2 separate regions of the Homo sapiens genome follow, and region 1 is linked to region 2. The links are chromatin loops, found by intact Hi-C in ENCODE. Cell type or tissue: PC-9. All regions are shown on one strand. Each heading gives the region's core, and the rest is flanking DNA. Links, peaks and the distances in the headings are about the cores only. Region 1 holds the start of LOC124900694 (a long non-coding RNA gene). Region 2 has its middle 180 kb from the start of LINC02513.

Region 1 (8,596 bases), core at 2,178-7,177, 88 kb before region 2:
ATGCTATAGAGATGGGTGTTCCACGGAAGCACTAACCTTGTGTACTTGTAAAGGAGTGGTAGGGGAGGCCTGGGAGCCTGCATTTCTAGCACATTTCCAGATGATTCTGAAGCTTCCAGTCCAGGGACCACACTTTGAGGCCAGAACAAACGGAATTATATGCATGAAAGTAATTCTGGCTGGGGGTGAGGGGAGGAAGGATTTTTGGACGAATCAAAGCCTGAGCAGGGTTTTGAGGGATGAGTAGGAGTTTACTAGATAAGGCAAAAAAAAAAAAAAAAAAAAAAAAAAAGCTACTCCAGGTGTGGGACAAAGCATGAAAAAAGAAGCCAGAGGCAGTGTGGTGGGTCCGAGGAGACCTAGGTGGAAGGATGGGGCTGGCAAATCCCAGAGTAAGCCCAGCAAACAAGATGACCTGGCAGGAGGCTGCCACTGTCCCCAAGGGAAATAGTGCTAGTTATACCAACTCTTTTGAGCAAATGTCCATCCATGTGTATAGGTCAGAGCATTTCCCTAATCCTAGCCACAAGCCGAGAGAGGGGCAGGCTGCAGGCACGGCTGGGTCTCTCCCGCTCTATTTCTTTGGGATTCTGTGCAGTGTCATGCGGGGTAAGCTGCAGCTGCATACCATTTTTTTTTTTTTTCCTCTCCGAATAAAGCTCAGGTCTTTTTTTCTCTGAGTGGCTTAGCTGAGTCCCTTGGAACTGGTTTCCTATTGACTCGGGCTCTTGACTCTGCCAGCCTGGGAGAAATCAGGTCAGTTTAATCACTGCTGATGTCATAAAACCAGCTTACTTAATGGAAGCCTTAATAGAGGGTGGGGTAGGGAAGGGAGCTGAGATCACCCTGGAGGAGAACTCCAAGGGTGGGCGGCTAATGAGGGTTGGAGAAAGGTGGACCCATGGGCGGTGGCTGCCCACGGCCTTTGAAGTTTCATTTGCAGTGTTTTATGAGCCCATGCTGGAGTAAATTGTACCTGCAGGCTGCTGCACTTTGCCCTCCCCAGCAAAAGGAGGTGGAATTCACACTAGTAATGTCTGGCTGGAGGTGAGAGCTTGGGATCCAGAAAGCAAGGAAGCCATAGAGTTTAGCTGGCCCTGACCCTGCAGTGGGAGCTCAGTGTCCCCCTGCTCAGCCTCGCAGGGGTCTCTGTGGGGCTCCCTCTGTGGCCAAGCCACCTTCTCTGGGGGGTTCGCTCAGGCTTTGAAGTGCTTGAGGTCCTAAGATGAGGAGGAAAGAGGAGTGATCAGGGGATAAGTATTTCATATTTCAGATAATGGCACTGATTCTGTACAAACTCAGAATGGAGGTGCAGGTAATCTGTTGAGGAGTTGTTTGCTTTTGTGATTTCAAGCAGTTGTGTTCAAACACCTGTGCATAAACCACTGGCCTCAGAATGGAGGCGCCCAATAGACTTGTAGATTCCTGGTTCTGCAGGCCCGGGGTGGAGTCCACCCTTTGTTGACAGGCGCCCAGGTGAGGCTGACGACCCATCCGATTTTGAAAGCCCTCACCTAGACCCGTAAATGCAGAGGGACTCTGAGGAGGTGGTGGTCTCTGATGAGTAGGCATCCATGGCTTGCTATGCACGTGCCCCTGACAGCCAATAACATCACCCGGTGGGAGCTTGTTAGAAATGAAGAATGCCAGGCCTTCTGAAGCGGAACCTACATTCTTTTTTTTTTTTTTTTTTTTTTTTGAGACAGAGTCTCGCTCTGTCGCCCAGGCTGGAGTGCAGTGGCGCGATCTCTGCTCACTGCAAGCTCCGCCTCCCGGGTTCACGCCATTCTCCTGCCTCAGCCTCCCAAATAGCTGGGACTACAGGCGCCTGCCACCACACCTGGCTAATTTTTTTGTATTTTTAGTAGAGACGGGGTTTCACCATGTTAGCCAGGATGGTCTCAATCTCCTGACCTCGTGATCTGCCCGCCTCGGCCTCCCAAAGTGCTGGGATTACAGGTGTGAGCCACCGTGCCCAGCCTCGGAACCTACATTCTAATCAGCTTTGCAGGTGATTTGTATGCACATCACAGCCCGAGACCCACTGGTTTAGACTCCATGTCATTGAAACCGCTATTACCTGTTAGCTTCCTTGTTGGAGAAGGCCAAGTTGGCCTCCGTGGATGGTGGGTCTTTGGACTATTAATAGCTTTCTGATTCAGCAGTGGAGAGGTCTGGTTGCCAGGAACAAGGCTGCTGCGGGCATTGGCTTTTGTAGCTTGAAGTTGGATATTTGCCTGGATCGAAACACATTAACCAATCAGATACAGTGTATCTGTTTCCTGTTGCTGCTGTAACAAATGAATACATTACCACACATAGTAGATTAAAATAACACATTTATTATCTTACAGTTTCAGAGGTCAGAAGTCCAAAATGGATTTCACTGGGATAAAATCAAGGTGTTGGCAGCTCTCTCTCTCTGTAGGCTCTAGGGGAGAATTCATTTCCTTGCCTTTCCCAACTTCTAGAGGCTGTCTCCATTCCTGGGCTCGTGGCCCCTACTTCCATCTTCAAGGCCACCAGTGTAAGCATCCTCACACATTCTCTAACTGACTTTCCTCCCTACCTCTTTCCTTGATAAAGACCTTGAGATTTTGTTGGCCCCCCTTAGAGAACCCAAGATAATCTGCCCATCTCAAGATCTTTAATTTCATCACATCTGCAAAGACGCTTTTACCATGTAAGGGAACACCTTCACGGTTCTGGGGATTAGGATTTGGACCTTTTGGGGATGCCATTTTCTGCCTACCACAATCATATAAAACAGCCTAAATGAAGCCAATCAGCCATGTGCCTGGCACTTACGTAGCTAATAAATGTCAACCTGCCTGCTCTCAGGCCTGGCCCAATTCATGGATTCCAGAACTTTGGCCACAGTCCCCTTCTGCTACTGTAGCAGAGTTTTTGGTTCAGTATGTGTGAGGTGGGGCCTGAAGCTTTGCATTACTAACAAGTTGCCAGGTGATCCTGGTATCACTGGTTCCAGGATAATAGTTTGAGAACTACTGGCCTAGTGAACAGGGAGAGGGTTTCAAAACCAGGCAGACCAGGGTTTGAAATCTGCTCTACTGTTTGAGAAATTAAACACCTTGGGACTCATTTTCTCATTTGCAAAGGGTTCTCATAAAGTTTAAATGATTCAGAATGGAGCATCGTAGCTTGTACAGAATAGAAGTTTAATCACCAATTATTGAGCCATATGTTACAGATTTTTTTTCTCTTTATCGCAGTCATAAGATTTTCGTGTTATTGTATGACATAGGCCTTGCAGTGACACAGAGCTCCTGCTCTAGGTTGAATTGTACCGCCCCCCCACCACCTCTAAAGTTCGTATGTTGAACTTCTAACCCCTGGTACCTCAGAATGTGAGGTTGCAACAGGATCGTTGCAAGTGTAATTAGTTAAAATAAAGTGTTTGGGGTAGGCTCTAATCCAACGTGACTGAGTCCTTAATAAAGGGGAAAATTTGGATGCAGAGACAAACAGAGGGAAGACAATGGAAACAAACAAAGACAACATCATCTGTAAACGAAGGAACTACCAGAGCCAGGAGAAGGGCCTGGAGCAGATCCTTTCCTAGCACTATCAGAGGGAGTATGGCCGGCCCACATCTTGATTTTTGGATTTTGGCCTCCAGAACTGTGAGATAATAAATTTCTTTTTTTTTTTTTTCTTTTTTGAGACAGAGTCTCGCTCTGTCACCCGGGCTGGAGTGCAATGGCGCAATCTTGGCTCACTGCAACCTCCGCCTCCCAGGTTCAAGCGATTCTCCGGCCTCAGCCTCCTGAGTAGCTGGGAATTACAGGCATGCACCACCACGCCCGGCTAATTTTTGTATTTTTAGTAGAGACGGGGTTTTACCATGTTGGCCAGGCTGGTCTCAAATTCCTGACCTCAGGTGATCTGCCTGCCTCGGCCTCCCAAAGTGCTGGGATTACAGGTGTGAGCCACAGCGCCCAGCTGAGATGATAAGTTCCTTTTGTGTAGGTCAGTCTGTTTGTGGTACTTTGTTACACCAGCCCTAGGAAATTTATATAGCCCTGATCAAAGGAATTTCTTTGTTTCTTCATTACTTACTAGAACACCCTAGATGATGAATCCAGTGAGGGTCAACAGCAGAGAGGAGCTGCCCAGCAGAGAGGAGCTGCCCACCACACCCTCCACCCCATCTTCCTGAGCCTTCTGTGGAAGCACTGGTTTGCTAGCCTCTGAAGGGCCATGGGCCCAGCACCAGGTGCCCTCAGCTCTGAGGCCAGGCCGTTACCTGCATTCAAGATGGACACTGGCTAGAGAAAGCATGTCCACAGGGCTGGTCAGTAGGAAAGGGGTTGTGTTTCTGGAAGGGTGCATCTAACCCAGGGGTTGGTGAGCATTTTCCTAACCCAGGGCCAGGTAGTAAACATTTTTGGCTTTGCCAGTCATGCAGTCTCTGTCACAGCCACTGCACTCTACTACTTTAGCACAAAAGCAGCCATAGGCAATACATTTAAAAAGACGAGCGTGACTGCGTTCCAATAAAATTTTATTTATAAAAAACAGACAGCAGGCTGGATTTGACCTGTGTGTTGTAGTTTGCTAACCTTGCTGAGTAACATCCCCTGACCCTCACTGGTGGGGCCTGTGTTTTTGCTTTCACATTTATTTCACTTGGCATTCAGGGTAGCCACCATACACCCCATGCAAATGACAATCCATATTGGTCCAGACTTAGTTCCAGATGAAACTCATTACCAGATAGTTCCCAGGCTCAGGGATATCAAATGGGATCCAGCAGACAGCCACTTCCCACTGATAAGCAAGGATTCCAGGTCTGAAGGGCAAATGACGAAAGGGAACCTTCAGTCTGCAGAGAAAAGTCAGAATCCTTGGCTCCCAATCAGCAGGTCTTGCAGCATCTCAGCCCTCACACAAATCCCTGGGTCTCCATGATTGGGTGAGTCACTAATGGGTTAACAGCTGAGCTCCATCCTGAAGTTTGGCTCCAGTGCACCTTTAGAATAACAACCTGGGTCTGGATTAACATTCAAGAAAACAACCCCTCAGGAAAGTGTTCTGTAATAAAAGGATCCTATTTCCTCTCTGCCAGCTCCCACCTTTTTCTTTCAAGTCAAGTCTGAAGCAAGCTCAGAAACCTGTCAAGCTATGAATGATGAGTCAGACATTTAACCAAACAAATTTGCTCTCCTGGTGCCACTTGACACCTGCATGAGCCTGCAGTGGTGAAGGTGGGGTTTGTGAAGAGGCAGCAGCCTCCATGGATGAGGTCTTGCACAAACGCTCATCTACATTAAGGAAGTAGCGTGGCCAGCCACAGCTTCAGCCCAGGTCTGCGCACCGTGTTCTTTAAATCTTTGACCTGAACTATGTCATTGCTGAAATTCCTTAAAGCAACTACTTACATCTATAAAATGTTCATTGCCACCAGCCAGATGCTTAGACAAAGGGAAGCCCTGGTCCTTGTGTCTTGAGAGGTCTGAGACACTTGAGGCCTAACGGAAGATTTACTCTACTTCTCCCACGCCTCTTGCCAGCTAGGAGTTGTCCTCAAATATTAAAGCTGGGAGTAAAGGGAAGGGGTTCTTTTACTGTATTATATTACACCATATTACATCAAATCCTCATCTCGACTCCATGAGGTAGGGATTATTCTTTCAATTTTACAGATGAGGAAACTGAGGCTCAGAAAGATGACGATTCTCTAATGACACAAAGCTAGTCTATCAATCTGTTCTCACACTGTTATAAAGATATACCTGAGACTGAGTAATTTATGGAGAAAAGAGATTTAGTTGACTCACAGTTCTGCGGGCTAGACAGGAGGCATGGCTGGGGAGACCTCAGGAAACTTACAATCATGGTGGAAGGCAAAGGGGAAGTAGGTACAATCTTCACACAGTAAGGAAGGAGAGAGAGAGAGAGAGAGACAGCAAAGCAGGGAAGTGCTACACACTTTCAAACAACCAGATCTCATGAGAACTCTGTCACAAGAACAGCAAGGAGAATGTTCACCCCCATGATTCAATCACCTTCCACCAGGTCCTTCTCTCAACATTGGGGATTACAATTCAACGTGAGATTTAGGTGGGGACACAGAGCCAAACCATATCAGCTAGAAAGTAGCAGAGACGGGGTAGAATCCACTCCCCTGTCTCCCAGGGCACTGCTGCCTCTGCTCTGCCAGCTGGAGAGTCCTTCTACTCTGATCCGGATCACTCCATGAGGAGCTAGAAGAGAAGGTGGAGACGGTATGAATATTGGGGTATAACCTGGAGTAGCTCCAGAGTAATTGTAATTTGATTCAAATCAAATCCAGATACTGATACTGCCTTCCCAGAAATATGGTCTACCAGACTGGGCCATGAGCAAAATGGAATCCTTATACCCACGTTAGGCAACCAGGTTGAATTTGTTGAGGTTGAATTTGTTGAGCTATGCATTGCATGGATTCACCTCATAGGCACTTCAGGCAAGTGAGGCTCCAAGTGCATACTTCCTATAATTTTATTAATACTCATGATTGCCCCTAGGGATTTATGCCCAGATGGAAATGGAGGGCAGCCTATTTACACTGAGTGAAATTCTGTCATATGGGAAAAAGAGGATAAAAGAATGAAGGCCTGGTGCAGTGGCTCACGCCTGTAATCCCAACACTTTGGAAGCCCGAGACGGGAGAATTGCTTGGGCCTAAGGAGTTCAAGATCAACCTGGGCAATGTAGTGAGGCCTTGTCTTCTTGAAAAATAAAAAAATTAGCCAGGCATGATGGCATGTGCACCTGTAGTCCCAGCTACTCAGGAAGCAGAGGTAGGAGGATAACCTGAGCGCAGGAGGTCAAGGCTGTGGTAAGCCAAGATAGCACAACTGCACTCCAGCCTGGGTGACAGACTGAGGCCCCTATCTCAAAAATAAATAAATAAATAAAAAATAAAAGACTGGAAACCTTCCAGTACATACTAGGAGCTTATAAAAGTTCATATTCTTTGACTTGAAGTTGTAGATTGCTTTCAAACTGGCCCTGCATCTCTGCCCCTCCCTGTGTTAGGATGTCATTTATATAGCTCCTCTTATCAAAGGATGGAGTCTAGTTCCCCACTCCTTGAATCTGGGCTGGCCTTGTGACTGACTTAGACAATAGAATGCACCAGAAATGAGGATGTGCCAATTTTAAGCCTTGCACACTTCTGCTTGCTCTCTTGGAACCCTGTCCAACTCTAATGTGACAAGCCAGTGCCAGCCTGCTGAAGGATGAGACCACATGAAGCAGAGACAAGCTGTCCTAGCTGCCTCCAGCTTAAACAAGCTAGCCCCTGCCCCATCTAGCCCCTAACTACAAATGCATGGTTCAGCCCTGTCTAGATTGTAAGAACCATCTAGATGAAGCCAACCTAAATTACTGACCCCAGAACTGTGAGGTAAACAATTGTGGTTATTTTAAGTCAGTAAGTTTTGGCCTAGTTTGTTTTGCAAAAGCTGTGTGATGTACTCAGTAACTTTTTAGATAGAAACCCATTCTAGTGATATAGTCAGAAGTTCAAGCAGAATGTGTATATATTTAAAACTCATCTCAGTGTTGATTATGAGCAAATACAATTTCTGTAAAAACCTAAATAACTTATAATAAGGGATTGGCAAAATAAATCTTGTATCCGTATAATGCAATTGTGTAATGTAGCCAGTTAAATGCACAGAAATGGAGTAATTTATACTGCCACACATTGCATACACTGCAGAGGACTCTAAGTATAAAAAGAAATGGGGGAGGTCTCAATAGCCTGCAGTGATCTCCAGGTTGCTGGGTTTTAAAAAAAAGGTTTATAAAGTTTGCATAGCTGAGTTAGAGAGAGAGAAGAATGAATAGCTGGAACACAGAGGATTTTTAGGGCAGTGAAACTATTCTGTACGATACTATAGTGGTAGATACATGTAATTTTACCTTTGTCCAGACCCATAGAATGTACAACACCAAGAGTGAACCCTAACGTAAACTATAGATTTTGGATGATAATGATGTGTCAATGTTGGTTCATCCATTGTAGCAAATGGTCCACTCTGGTAGGGGATGTTCATCCTAAGAGATATGCATGTGTGGGGGTAGAGGGCATATGGGAACTCTCTCGTAAACCTAAAACTGCTCTAAAAAATAAAGTCTATTTTTAAAAAAAGTTTGCATAACTTATCTGGAAAAGGGGAATATAGCAAATATATATTTGCTTATGTTTTAAAATGGAAGGGAAGAACAAAACTATTTTTAAATGGAAGGGGAAAGAATAGGGTAAAAAAAATACAGAAATGGAAGCTAGACTTTTCTAAATGCACCGTGGTTTATAGATTTGAGTTAGGGACTATGTAAATATTTTATGCAATTTTGAAATTAAAATGTTTTAAATTCCTAAAGATAAAAACCAAAATGAAATAGAAGAATTTGACACTGTATGGAATTGGTGGCATAACCACATAGGAGCTATTTCTTTTTTTTTTTTTTTTGAGATGAATCTCACTTTGCTGCCCAGGCTGAAGTGCAGTGGTGCGATCTCGACTCACTGCAACCTCTGCCTCCTGTGTTCAAGCGATTCTCCTGCCTCAGCCTCCAGAGT
Region 2 (8,596 bases), core at 1,976-6,975:
CACATGCAACACCATTCCTATACACCGGAGCTTCAAACATTCCAGAATACCATATTATTTAAAATCTCAGATGCACAAGTAAGTGTTCGAAGTTAGAGGTAGTGGGAGTGAAGAAATAAGGACAGGTTGAGCCCAGACTGAACAGTAACTTAAGAATAAACCTCTTGAGGACTGGTGGATCCAATAAAGAGGAAGCTGAGAGAGCTTGTTTATAGTCAGGCTTTCTACCTGCTTTCTGAGAGCACCAAAGTTGGTCTGGGCAAAGCCAGTCTTACCCTGCCCTGCCCTGCCCTGCCCGGACCTGCCCAAAGTGTTTTCTCCTTTCTCAGGAGGGAATAGACTTATATCCCAGGCACAGGATAGTGGCTGTATTTGCATTCCCTTCCCAGGAAAAGACAGGAGCATCTCTCCTGCCTGCCCTATGGACCCGTTAGCATCTCCTCCATCAAGTTCCCATTTGGACCCTAGGAGTTCAATATCAACAGCTGAAAGGAAGGTATCCTGAATCTCATATGCAGTCACAGTTCTGGAAAGTCTGGAGGTCAGGAGCTACAAAGTGGATGAGGGACCTGACTCTTGTCTTATCCAAATGACTTTACCCATGTCATTCTCTCTAAATGGATATCCCTTTCTCCTGGGTCTCTTGGTGAACTCCTAGCCTTCTTTCAAATCTCCACTCAGGCATTTCGTCTCTGGGAAGCAATCCTCAGCATCTTGGGTAGACTCCGCAGATCTCCTCTGTGCTTTTGCTCGAGGACATCCACACTTCAGTACTGTGTGAGTCTAAGAGACAGGACCAACGTTCTTAACTTGTGAGTATCCCTAGCCTGTCTCCTCTCTCCTCACCATCGAAAGAGGCCTTTTCCCATTGGTTTTTGCCACTCTCCCTGGGGATAAAGATTTCCCTTGCAGAATTATTCTTTTCTGTAATATAGCATCAAAAGTTAGGGAGAGAAAAATGAAGAGGCAGAAGGAAAGGAGGATATTTAGTAGAGATGAAAGGCATGTGGACTCGGGCTAGAAAGATTTCTTTTCTCTCTACAAGGGTAAAGGGAAAAGTGCACAGGCCAGGGCAGTTTTCTGCAGCGTTTTGAGGAAAGAGTGCCAGGGCAGACTCAGGGTGTGAGGAAGTGGATAGAAAATGGAAGGAGGCTGAATTAAGGGTAGCCTGTGTAGATTCCATTTACAGAGTTTGAAAATACAAGGTTGGGCACAGTGGCTCACGCCTGTAATCCCAGCACTTCAGGAGCCCAAGGTGGGCGGATCATGAGGTCAGGAGATCGAGACCATTCTGGCCAACATGGTGAAACCCTGTCTCTACTAAAATACACAAAAAAATAAGCGGGGCATAGTGGTGCGCACCTGTAGTCCCAGCTGCTCGGGAGGCTGAGGCAGGAGAATGGCGTGAACCCAGGAGGCGGAGGTTGCAGTGAGCCGAGATTGCGCCACTGCACTCCAGCAGCCTGGTGACAGAGCAATACTCTGTCAAAAAAAGAAGAAGAAGAAGGAGAAGGAGAAAGAGCAAAGAACTTAAGTTTTTCTGAAATATCTTTCACTCCCTCTTTCTTTGACTGCTCTGGGACTATATGTTTTTGTTGGGTTACATTTTAGTCCTTCTCTAAAGTCCTTTGATTTTGCCCTTCTCAGTGTTGGGCACAGAGGCTGGCCCATGATATTATATAAGGTTGATGTAAAAGTAAATGCAAAATCGAGTAATGGCAAAAACCACAATTAACGTTTGCACCAACCTAACAGATGTGCAGACTGGGTTAGCCTCTCTCCTCCCTTCTTTCCTCTGTCAGTCTTGAGAAGCCCATCGTGCTGAAAGGGCGACAGCATGGATCAGGGGCTGACAGGACAACTGGAGGGAGAGAGGCCAATAAAACATCCCCCTAAGCCTCCCTGGACCGAATACCAGCCACATAGTGCTGATCTTGGCTGGAAGCCCACCATTTACCAACCCCCTACGGGCCTCTGGGGTATGGCTAATTAAAGACATGGTTACTCATTTCATTCCCAAGTCACTATTTAAGGAAGCAGAATCATGCCATTCCTACAAGGCCTCTGACCCTACACTAGAGGCAAACAATGCTAAGGCTTGTCCAAGTGGCTGTAAGTACAAGGCTATCCAAAGAGCACGGGAGGGGGCAGAGGAGGGGAGACCACAGGCCCCACAGCTGGGCCAGCTGCTGGACTGTCCCTTCTTCAATGTCCTCCTCTCTCCCTTTCCCCAAGGGGCCAGGATCTAGTGACAACCCCTCTATAACCAACCCCCCTGCCAGGGCAACTCCTGTGTTTTCTGGGCATACTCAGAGTCACACAGCTGACTCAGAAAAAAGCACCAAAACGATCTCCTTTTGAATTTCAACTAGCAGCAATTTGGAGCGTTTGGGATTTTTCAGTTATTCTTTAAGAAGTAAAGAAAAACATGGCTTTTAATCAACTAACTCTTGTTGAGATCTGCTCTATGCCAGGCCTGGTGCTAAGATGAGGAAGAACAATGTATGAAATGTAATTCCTGCCCTCAAAGAGTATCTAGTCTTATAGATGAAATAGACACATAAACAAATAAATTACACCAATGCGGAATAAGCATAAACGCAGATATGTACTAAGCACAGTACAGAGTAGGTGGTGATAACCTCTCACTGACAGGAGAAGAAAGGTATGCTAGAAATCTAAGGCGGGCTTTGAGGGGCAAATGGGAGTTCATCAGGTAACCAAGTGAGGGAAGAACATCCCCAGCAGAGAAAAATCCTATGCGAATTCATTTAGATCACAGAGAAATAGGTTGAACCTACTAGTTCCAGTGGGTCTCAAGCTTTTTTAACAAACAACTCTTAATACAAGATAAATGGGGAATGGGGATGCCTGTTCTGAAACATCCAGTGCAAGCATAAAATGTCTTAGACTGGCCAGGTGTGTTGGCTCATGATTATAATCCCAGCACTTTGGGAGCCCAAGGCAAGAGGATTGCTTGAGGCCACGAGTTTGCAGCTGCAGTGAGCTATGGATTCCACCACTGCACTTCAGCCTGGGTGATGGAACAAGAACCTGTATCTAAAAGTAAAAATAAAAATAATTGATTTTCATTTTTAATTATGCAAGTTATGCATCATGGTTTACAATATTCTCATGTATTATGATATTAAAATAAGGTTGTGCATTTCTAGTCAGTAAGTTTACTTGACTTTCCAAATGTACATTGTCAAATAAAATTGATACTCCACGGAAGAAGCAGCTCCATGTTGACCCCTTGGCTTCACATTTGCCTGACTCATCCCTGGGGTCAGAGAAAGTCAGTTTACACTGCAGCCTGAGAACTAAAAAGCCTCTAAAAGGGGTTGGAGAGCCAGGCTCAGTGACTCACGCCTGTAGTTCCAGTGACTCAGAAGGCTGAGGTAGGAGGATTGCTTGAGCCCAGGAGGTCGAGGCTGCAGTGAGCAGTATCTTGCCACTGCACTCCAGCCTGGGTGTCAGAGCAAGACTCTGGCTCAAAAAAAAAGAGGGGTGGTGACCAGAGACCAGAGCTTTGTCTCTGAATGTTCAAGTGACTTTTCACACTCATATTTAGGACTGTTGACCAGGTGTGACCACAGTCCCAGTATTTCCACTCCTCTGGAGGTTGAAAGTTTTTCCCCATTCCTGTTAGCCCTCTCTGACTACCACGCTGGTTGACTTGAGGAAGATGCCACCTGTGGGGTCAGGGAAGCCAATCAGGCAATGAAAGAGTGGGCAAGGGGAATCTCTCCCACAAAACCAGCATCCAGGGGCCTTCCAAGCTAAGTGTGCAACTGATAGCCAATCAGATGTAGGGCACCACTGGAGGTTTTAAAAAACCACCTCAAATGAGAGGTCATTGATTCTCCAATCCCAATGCTAGGTTACACCCCAGACCAATTAAGTCAAAACTCAGGGAGTGGCATCCAGGCTTAGAATGTATTAAACCTCCCTGGTGATTCCAATGTGCCAACAAATTTGTGAGTCAGTGAGCGAGGTCACTGTGGTTCTCAACCTGGCTGCACGGGAGAGTCACCTGAGGAGGTTTTTATACCTATGGTGGGGGAGCCACGCCCCAGCCCCATAGATCAGAATCTTCCGGGTTTGCGGCTGGGCAGCAGAATGGCCCTTAGACCCGGGAAGGGAGCCAGCCTATCCTGGCCTGTGCCCTGGGGCACCTTCCTTGAAATTTTCCAGGTTGCACATCCGTGCCTACACCTGCAGGAACTGTCAGAATCGTCCCCGGGGGCACCCTGAGCAAGGATCAGGATGCAGGTACCCACAGAGCTTGGTGACTCGTGCCTTTGCAATCGTCACGACTAGGAGGGTGGCCTGGGCCACTCCCACTGCCCAGAGCAATGTTTCTTGCATGAGAGGTGAGGCCACCAGTGGTGCTGATTTGGGGCAATTCACTCACATGGCGTATAGGGCATGTTCAGGGCCCTGGCTACAGACCATCCACCGCAGACCCCACTTGAGTCACATGTGTGGGTTGTGCATGGCTCTCGCCCTCCATGCTGGGATCCTCCTAAGGTCCTCCACACTGAGCAGTAGGGGCTGCGACATTAGCTGTGCACGCCTGATTGCGGCCACCCAGGCCAGCCACCCACACCTGCTGCAGGCTCCACAGTCTTCCCAGGGTGGCTGTCCAGTCCATTGCTCCTAAAGGCAAACAGACCCTGCGGGTCATTGTCCTCTCATCTCCCACAGATGCAGTGATGTCCCGCAGTCGCTGTCGGTCTCAGGCCGTGCCTGATGAGGGTAGACAGTTGCAGGAAGAGGCCTGCTCTTCTCACTCTTTCCACAAGCCACTACCCTACAGGCTGGTGGCACTGCCTGGCAGGCAGGAATGCAGTCCCTATGGAAATATACCACATTTCAGGAAGGTAGTAATTACTGCCTGGTGGATTCAGAACATGGTTGGAAGGTATCTGTATTAGTCTGTTCTCATGCTGCTAATAAAGACATACCCGAGACTGGGTAGTTTATAAAGGAAAGAGATTTAATGGACTTGCAGTTCCACGTGGTTGGAGAGGCCTCACAATCATGGTGGAAGGCAAGGAGGAGCAAGTCAAGTCTTATATGGATGGCGGCAGGCAAAGAGAGCTTGTGCAGGAAAACTCCCCTTTATAAAACCATCAGATCTCATGAAACTTATTCACTATCATGAGAATAGCATGGGAAAGACCCGCCCCCATGATTCAATTATCTCCCACAGGGTCCCTCCCACAACACATGGGAATTACGGGAGCTACAATTCAAGATGAGATTTGGGTGGGGACACAGCCAAACCATAACAGTATCCTACGTTTGTGCTAGAAAACTTTAAAGAGTAAGTTTCACATCACCAAAAAAGAATTATCCTTCACACTTTCTTGCATACTGGGAAAGACTTGCATTTTCTGTTCACCAAGGGGAAAGCACCTTTAACAGACCATTGAGAGCTGATAATCACATCGAACACACCAGATGAGACAGTTGACCCTTAACAATGAAACAACCCTCAAATTAACAGTATTGAGGCAAAGCAGAAACAAAATCTATTCTTTCAATACAAACTGTTCTGAAGAGCCCTGGCATTGTAATAACAGTGTTGCTATCTTTCTCTTACAGTAGGAGATATGAAATTAATCAGGAATGGTACATTTGATGATAAAGAACAGGAAGAGATTCTGTCTAAACCCCGCGAAGAATCTCTATGTGCACTAACTGGACAATACATAAATCATAAGTAACTCTCTTCTACCCATTCTAATTTTTCTTCAATGCATCACTGTACCTCATATGGGCCCATAAATTTTGTCATGCATTTTCTAGTCAGCTTATTTTTATAGATAAGTGCCCCAGCAAACAATGTGTACCGAGGACCCTGCACATGCTAGGGAAAATCCCACTGGGCATCTTGGGTATTTCTTTCAAAATCTTCCAGGTGATTTCCATTTTGTACCCAGGGTTGTGAGTCCCTATGCCAGAAGCGAGAAGGTGGATGTCCACATGTCAACCAGCTGGTTTCAGCCAGCGACAGAGAAGGGCTACAGGGAGTGTTACAGGTGGGACTGTATCCCCCTAACATTCATATGTTGAAGTCCTAACCCCCAGTAGCTCAGACGGTGACCTTATTTGGAAATAGGGTCATTGCAGATGTACAGATGCTCCTCAACTTACAATGAGGTTATGACCTGATAATCCCATCATAGGTTGAAAATGCTGTTAAGTCAAAAATGCATTTAATATACCTAATCTACTGGATGCCATAGTTTAGTCTACCTTAAACATTCTCAGAACACTTACATTAGTCTACACTGGAGCAAAATCACCTAACACAAAACCTATTTTATAATAATGTGTTGAATATCTCACGTGATTTATTGAATACTGAACCGAATGCATGTCACTTCCATACAATCATAAAGCAGAAATATTGTAAGTGGAACCGTCATTAGGTGGGGGACTGTCTGTAATTCGTTTCAAGATGGGATCATACTGGAGTAGGGTGGCTTCTAATCCAATACGAATGGTGGTGTTCTTATAAAAAGGAAGAAATATGCACATGCAGACATGCACACAGGGAGAATGCCAGGTGAACATGAAGGCAGAGATCAGGGTGATGTGTCTACAAGCCAAGGACTGCCAAAGATGGCAGCAAATCATCGGAAGCTAGGAAAAAGGCCCCGAACAGGTCCTTCCTTCACCACTCTCAGAAGGAACCAACCCCTCTGCTACCTTGGTCTCTGACCTCCTGGCCTCCAGAATGGAGACAGTACATTTCTGTTGTTAAGTCACCCAGTTTGCTGTACTTCGTTTCATCAGCGCTAGCAAACTAATGCAGTGAGGCCCCTCAAAGGCGCCCAATGGAAGTTCAATACACAAAGATTAAAAATGAGTTTTAAAAATAAATGAACAGAAAGTTTCCAGGTGGCAAAAGAATTGGAAAGCATTGGAAATTATTTTCTTGAGTTGCTCTTTTTTAATGCACTTAACACTGCTGCAGGAAGCATCATCCGTCTCCCCAGTGAACATCCTCAATCTGCTGATTGCTAGTGAGAAAATAACTGGTTCGATTTATGTTAAGTTCCTTGAATCCTTTCACTCCTTTGCTCATTTCAACCTGTCAGGCCAAGGAGAGATAATTGCATTAAATCACCTGGCAATTTAAATGTTCCTCTTTGTAGTGTCAAAGGAGTCTTTCTCTTTAATCAATGAAAAACCTGAGGTCTCCCTGGCGAATAGTAAAGCCTTACAATTAAGAGCCCACAGGGAGCTGGATTGAACAGGAGAGATTCTGGGTGCAAAGAGAAGCTTCTCATGGATCCTAATCAGGCTCCCTGCTGGAGGAACCCAGAGATGCCCCATGGGTACCGGACAACAGTGGCCTGTGTGTCTCCCACTGGACACTAAGTCCCTTGAGGGGGAGGACTCTGCCCCTCCCATCTTACCACAGGGCCCTGTTTTCATGATTGTTTAACTGAATCCTCCTCCCTAACCCCCTCTTGGACCCAGAGATTGTGCTTCCTTGCCTGATTACTGTATAAGAGGCGGAAACAAACATCTTAATCAGACATTCATGGCACACAAGCCAGTTAAAAAGGGTCACACAAACCAGTTAAAAAGATGACAAATAGAAATTTAGTTAAGGTCGGTAAAAGGAAATGGGGTTTGAACCTAGAAATAAATTTTTCTTTTTTCTTTCTTTCTCTTTTATTTTCATTTTTATATTTTTGAGATGGGGTATTGCTGTCGCCGAGGCTGGAGTGCAGTAGTGTGATCATAGCTCACTGTAACTTTGACCACTCGGGCTCAAGTGTTCCTCCTGCCTCAGCCTCCCAAATAGCTGGGACCACAGGACACACCACCAAAACTGCCTAATTTTTTTATTTTTATTTTTTGTGGAGACAGGTCTCACTATGTTGTCCAGGCAGGTCTTGAATTCCTGGCCTCAAGTGACACTCCCACCTCGGCCTCCCAAACTGCTGAGATTACAAACATGAGCCACCATGCTCAGACTAAATTTTTCTTTTTGAGAATGTAAATAGAGTTGAGAAATTCTTTGGCTCTTTTGACCTATGGAAATAATTTTCTGATTGAAGAGCCTGAGACTCACCCATCTTCTTGTGTAATACTTTAGTGGATCTAGAGAGCTTTAGGTAAGTCCCTTTTAAAATAAATGCCAAAAAAAAAAAATTAGTATTTTCCATCCTGGCAGTTCTTTTCAAGTCCGCTCCTACTCCAAGGACTTTTCAGTGGATGGATTTGGAGGGGAAAAAACATACTGCAACCTGAAATTGATTGATCGGTCCCAGGCCAGTTGCATTTTCTAGCTGTCTGGCGGGCTTCCTGCCAAATCAACCGCTTGTCCACTAGTTCCCTAAAAATGCCTTTGTTCAAAAAGTTGCAAACACCTAGTGCCATTTTAAGGTGAGCCCTAGCTCCCCTACTGGCTGCATGAATCTCTGCTGTTGAGAGGAAATTTGACATCATTCTTCCATTCTGAAGTCCCGGATTTGAATCCCAGCTTCTTCCGTTATGCAGGTTATTTGGCTAAGACTTGGTTTCCTCATCTCTAAATGGGGATAATAGAAGCGATGTCGGTGTTTTC

What was found. Hi-C counts contacts between places; a loop is a spot of excess contacts. Peaks named below come from ENCODE experiments on the same cell type or tissue, not always from the same donor. Only the 100,000 strongest peaks of a DNase experiment are listed, where the experiment ranks them.
Region 1: it touches region 2 in a loop (9-fold over the local background); 2 of 110 quality-filtered maps call a loop at or near these places.

The regions. Positions count from the first base shown.
Region 1 is chr4:38,272,122-38,280,717 of GRCh38, reverse strand. It overlaps LOC124900694 (a long non-coding RNA gene), which reads left to right and starts at 842. Exons shown (of 2, transcript XR_007058100.1): 1 at 842-1,047; 2 at 4,084-4,541. It overlaps LOC105374409 (a long non-coding RNA gene), which reads right to left and starts at 736. Exons shown (of 2, transcript NR_188373.1): 1 at 629-736. RefSeq lists an enhancer at 1,543-1,712. In PC-9, for the core only: no CTCF peak of the experiment used is centred there; a DNase peak (open chromatin) is centred at 5,187; H3K27ac peaks cover 2,442 bases.
Region 2 is chr4:38,184,405-38,193,000 of GRCh38, reverse strand. No RefSeq gene overlaps it. Among named protein-coding and RNA genes, the nearest start is that of LINC02513, 180 kb to the left of the region's middle. RefSeq lists enhancers at 3,275-3,444, 5,617-5,786. In PC-9, for the core only: no CTCF peak of the experiment used is centred there; DNase peaks (open chromatin) are centred at 3,360 and 4,200; H3K27ac peaks cover 3,318 bases.